Linked DNA regions of Homo sapiens: region 2 is linked to region 1. Evidence: read pairs that join two places in POLR2A ChIA-PET (ENCODE). Cell type or tissue: OCI-LY7. All regions are shown on one strand. Region 1 overlaps SLC66A1 (solute carrier family 66 member 1). Region 2 overlaps UBR4 (ubiquitin protein ligase E3 component n-recognin 4).

Region 1 (2,500 bases):
AGCTACTCAGGAGGCTGAGGTGGGAGGATCACTTGAGCCCAGGAGGTACAGGCTATAGAGAGCCATGATCACACCAATGCACTCCAGCCTGGATGACAGAGCAAGACCCTGTGTCAAAACAACAACAAAATAAGGGCTGGGCACTGTGCCAGCACTCTAGGAGGCTGAGGTGGGAAAGATTACTTGAGCCCAGGAGTTCGAGAACAGGCTGGGCAACGCTGTCTCCATGAAAAATTCAAAAATTAGCCAGGTGTGGTGGCACACGCTTGTAGTCCCAGCTAGCTACTCAGGAGGCTGAGGTGGAAGAATCGCTTGAGCCCAGGAAGTGGAGGTTGCAGAGCAAGCCATGATCATGCCACTGCACTCCAGCCTGGGCGACAGAGCTGAACCCTGTCTTAAAAGAAAACACACACACACACACACACACACACACACACACACACACAAACCATAAAGAGTTGCCCCACACAGATGAGGCAAGTGGAGAAGAGGAGCAAGGGATCCCCGGGGTTGCATGAATGACAAGGACTCAAGTTTGGGACGATGCAGCCTGTATTCTCCCAGGAGCTCACAGAGTGTGGGGGGGATGCCTAACAGCAGGGAGTCCACAGCCACCTCCCCACCGTCACAATGACAAAGCCAGAATATGGCTGATCGCAGGGGTGGGCAGGGCAGGCCTCTCCCGCTACCCGGGCACCCTGGACAGTGAGTAGAGCAGTCATTGCCTGCGTGACACCTTAGAGGAGGGAGGGAAAGTGAGGCTCGGCTGGGCCATCTCCATCAGTGATCATCACCACAGCTCGGACCGGTGAGCCAAGCATCCTGCATGCACTCATGTTGCATCTTCCCAGCAACTATGAAGTGGGGACCACTGATATCCACAAGGAGCCTGAGCCAGAGTGCGGAAGTGATGTGCCAGCGCCACCCAGCCAGGAAACTACAGAGTCAAACCCAAGACTCAGACCTACACCCCTGCTCATAGCCACCTGCCACACCACCCGCCTCAGGTCCATCTGTCACCAGCGAAGCAGAAGACTTCTGTGGCTCGAGAGAGAGAGAGGGAGAGAGGGAGGGAGAGAGAGAGACAGAGAAGCCTCTGTGGTCTGGCATGACTGCACAGCCAGAAAGTGGGCTTCCTCTTTTTTCCCTGTGCTCAGAGGGGATTTCCTCATCCAGGTGGGGGCTGTCTCTAGCTGCCTTCATTCCCACTTGTGTCAGGAGGCCTGGGCTCCCCAGCTAGTCCCTGGCTGGCCCCACGGAACTGCTGAGGACACAGAGACCAGGGAGCACCGGGAGGGAAAGGAAGTGAGTCAGCACCTCCTCTCAGGAAGCCGTAGACCCTCAGCCCTAATGTGACTCGCTGTGGGCAGAGACCCTGGACCTAAAGGTAAGGGTGCCCCAGGTCACTGTCAGCCCAGCTCACTGGACTACCTCCAGGGCCTGGCACAGGCAGGGAGGCTGAAAGCCTCTTCCCTGTGTCTTCGTGGCCCACCTGGGGGACCATCAGCACAGATGATGTTGGAAGCCTTCACCTGATGCTCCATCTCCGGCCCCTGAAAGGCCACTCCAAATTAACATATAGTCCAGGTGTGGCCGGGCGCAGTGGTTCACACCTGTAATCCCAGCACTTTGGGAGGCCAAGGCAGTTGGATCACTTGAGCTCAGGAGCTGGAGAACAGCCTGGCCAACATGGTGAAACACCATCTCTATCAAAAATACAAAAATTAGCCAGGCGTGGTGGGTGCGTGCCTGTAATCCCAGCTACTCAGGAGGCTGAGGCAGGAGAATCACTTGAACCCAGGAGGCAGAGGTTGCAGTGAGCTGAGATCGCGCCATTGCACTCCAACTGGGTGACAGAGCAAGACTCTCAAAAACAAAACAAAACACAAACAAACAAAAAAAAAACCATATAGTCCAGGTGAGAACTACACGTTTGCAAGGCCAAAGGCATTTCAAATCAAGTCCTCATGTTCTCAGCCACCACTGCCAACTGGGGTGCACCCCCACACCCCCTTGCAGAGTCTGAACACAAGGCTGCAGCTCATCCACTGCCATCCTCACCACTCCCCAGCAAGGTTGGGTATACTGTGCTCATTTGACAGGTGAGGCTGAGCAGCCCTGGAAGTGAATTAACCTGCCTGAGCCTGTCCATAAAATGGGGCTAACGACACTCACTCCTTGGGGCAGCTGCCCTGACTAAATGCACATAAAGCTCTCAGCCCTGTGCCTGACAACACATGGCAGCGACTGTTTTCAGGATGAGAGTCCAGCATCTCAACCACCTTGGGGACTCTCCCTCTCATTTCCCCCTTTCCCCAGGTTAGGGAGGAAATGAAATGGACACATCTCAGCATGTGTGTGTTGGGGGGTTGTCTCGAGGAAGGTACCTTGGTTTATGGCCCCTGCGGCCTCTCTCTCACTTCCCCCTTTCCCTAGGTTAAGGAGGAAATGAAATGGATGCACCCCAGTATGCGTGCGTGTTGGGGAGTTGTCTTGAGGA
Region 2 (2,500 bases), 190 kb after region 1:
TTTGTAGGTCTTGGTCTTGCCCTTCTGGAACATACTGTGTGGTAGAACTGTGGGAGATGTGTATCAAACAAGCCATACTTTACCTTCTGATTCTGTGTGTTGAACTTCGCCTCACGTGCTGATAATGGGCAAGTTTAATAATTTAGGTTCTGTCAGAAAAACAAAGTATACTAGTTATCTTAATAGAGAGATTTCAATATGGGAAATTGGGTAAATGCTGTTGGACAACAAAAAAGATAAAAAGGAAACATGAGGTAACACAGGGATAGTAACTGCCTGAAGCAGTTATCAGGAAGTGGGTTCCCTGAGGGGATGTGATGCGGTTGATGCTGGGAGCAGTGAGAGAAGCTGATGATTAGAACTCACTGTGGCTGCCAGGGTGCAGGGCTGTTGCTAGGACTGCAGGCAGATGGGAAGAAGCAAGCCCCTTCTTCCTCCTGCTGCCAGTGTCCCTCCCTGTTGGCAGAACCTAAGAGGGAGCCAGCTGGCAAAGAAGTAGTGCATTGGCATAATTCTGGCCTCAGCATCACTGGGCAGTGTCAGTAGGGGTGGGTTGGGAACTGAGAGACAATGGCTTTAATAACCTTAGTAACCAGACAGCAACCCTGAGATAGATTAACTCTGGGAAGAATAATCTGTTAGCAAACCTCAGATGAGGATTTTGAGTTACATAGTTGTACCAACCCAATCTTCTCTTTAGCTCTTTTACCTGAAAAAGAGATTTGGAATGGTTTTTTTCTTGATAGTTTCCCTTTGGGTGGGCTGAAGTGGAGTCCAGCTTGCCTGTAGATTCCTAAGGGCACAAGGAAGAGATGCATGAATATTGGTATTTTCCTCTTTGATTTCTTTCTCTCCCTTTCTTTCTCCTGGTCTCATTAAAGGATATTTAAGTTTAAGAGAGGCTGGTTTGGTCAAGAGGAAATAGCTTGGTTTGTGTTTCTCCCCAGCCTTTGTTTTTTTTTTTTTTTTTAAGACCAAGTCTCACTCTGTTGACCCAGGTTGGAGTGCAGTGACACGATCTCTGCTCACTGCAACCTCCGCCCTCTGGGTTCAAGCAATTCTTCTGCCTCAGCCTCCCTAGTAGCTGGGATTACAGGCAGTGCTACCACGGCCAGCTAATTTTTGTATTGTTGGTAGAGATGGGGTTTCACCATGTTGGCCAGGCTGGTCTCAAATTCCTGACCTCAAGTGATCAGCCCACCTCGGCATTCCAAAGTGCTGGGATTACAGCTGTGAGCCACCGTGCCCGGCCTGTCCCCAGCTTTTAATAACAGTTTATTAAAACCCAGGGTGTGAGAGCCACAGTTGATATAGATACAGTCCCAGAGTCATTTACTCTTTGTGGTGTTTTTCTTCTCAAGTACCTCATGATCCAGCAGACTCCATTTGTGCGCCGTCAAGTCCGCAAACTTCTGCTCTTCATCTGTGGATCCAAAGAGAAGTACCGCCAGCTCCGGGATTTGCACACCCTGGACTCTCACGTGCGTGGGATCAAGAAGCTGCTAGAAGAGCAGGGGATATTCCTCCGGGCAAGTGTGGTTACAGCCAGCTCAGGCTCCGCCTTGCAATATGACACACTCATCAGCCTGGTACGAGGGCTGGGACCTGGTAGGGCAGGGAGGGGGGATGTGATAAGGCTTAGCCAAGTAGGTAATAGGGCTGGAGGTAATAATGCAGGACTTTTAACTGTGTTGACAATGGCATGGTTAGGGCTGAGATGAGGGTAAATCCATAACCCCTGTCTGGGTGCTGTACCATGTGTAGTTGGCTTCAGGATCTGGGATGTCCCCCTCAGCACTCTCATCCCACCTGGCAGCAGTTCCTCCACTGTGAGGTGAGTGGCCCGAGCTTCTTACCAGTGCCATTTGCTTACATCCTAGTCAGGACTGATCTCTTTGTGCACCTCTGGTTTTTACCCTTGAATACTAAAGAAATGATGAAGGTTCGAGTAGAAAAATGTATTGCTGCCTAAAGAGAAACTGTTTGGACTTAGAGGAGTAAACTGAGTATTTTGTATGTGAACAACCTAGAAAGAACGTCTTTAATCTAGCTGGCTCATGTTCTTGCTTATCGTTATATATCAAGAAAAGTAAACTGGATTATAGTTTCTTAGGTCATGGTCTACCTTTTGCTGTTGCCTTATTGAGTAGTCTGAAGGTTCCTGAAAACAGCGCCTTGCGTGGGGATGGGGTAGAACAAAGGCAGGTTCGGTAAGAGCTGCAGCGGTTGCAGCAGTGTGTGGGTCATGGTCCCAGGTTGACCAGACATCTCAGCAAGCATCTGCCTTGCTCAGAAGATCATGTTCAGGTGTAGTCCAAAGTCAGGGAGATGGCTCCAGGCAGCAGGTGTGGTGCTTGTCTGGGCAATGTGGTGGAGTTACTCCTTTCCCGTGGTTGGTTCCTATTTCAGATGGAGCACCTGAAAGCCTGTGCAGAGATTGCCGCCCAGCGAACCATCAACTGGCAGAAATTCTGCATCAAAGATGACTGTAAGCAATGCT

What was found. Peaks named below come from ENCODE experiments on the same cell type or tissue, not always from the same donor. Only the 100,000 strongest peaks of a DNase experiment are listed, where the experiment ranks them.
Region 2: POLR2A ChIA-PET joins it to region 1 with 16 read pairs; 2 of 35 experiments call an interaction of 5 or more read pairs at or near these places.

The regions. Positions count from the first base shown.
Region 1 is chr1:19,314,300-19,316,799 of GRCh38, reverse strand. The region is part of intron 1 of SLC66A1 (solute carrier family 66 member 1); the gene reads right to left. Among named protein-coding and RNA genes, the nearest start is that of SLC66A1, 3.2 kb to the right of the region's middle. RefSeq lists enhancers at 771-940, 852-1,351. In OCI-LY7, no CTCF peak of the experiment used is centred here; DNase peaks (open chromatin) are centred at 369, 1,039 and 2,299; H3K4me3 peaks cover 2,500 bases; H3K27ac peaks cover 2,500 bases.
Region 2 is chr1:19,121,922-19,124,421 of GRCh38, reverse strand. It overlaps UBR4 (ubiquitin protein ligase E3 component n-recognin 4), which reads left to right. Exons shown (of 106, transcript NM_020765.3): 66 at 1,362-1,589; 67 at 2,410-2,488. Among named protein-coding and RNA genes, the nearest start is that of UBR4, 87 kb to the left of the region's middle. RefSeq lists an enhancer at 1,070-2,269. In OCI-LY7, no CTCF peak of the experiment used is centred here; no DNase peak of the experiment used is centred here.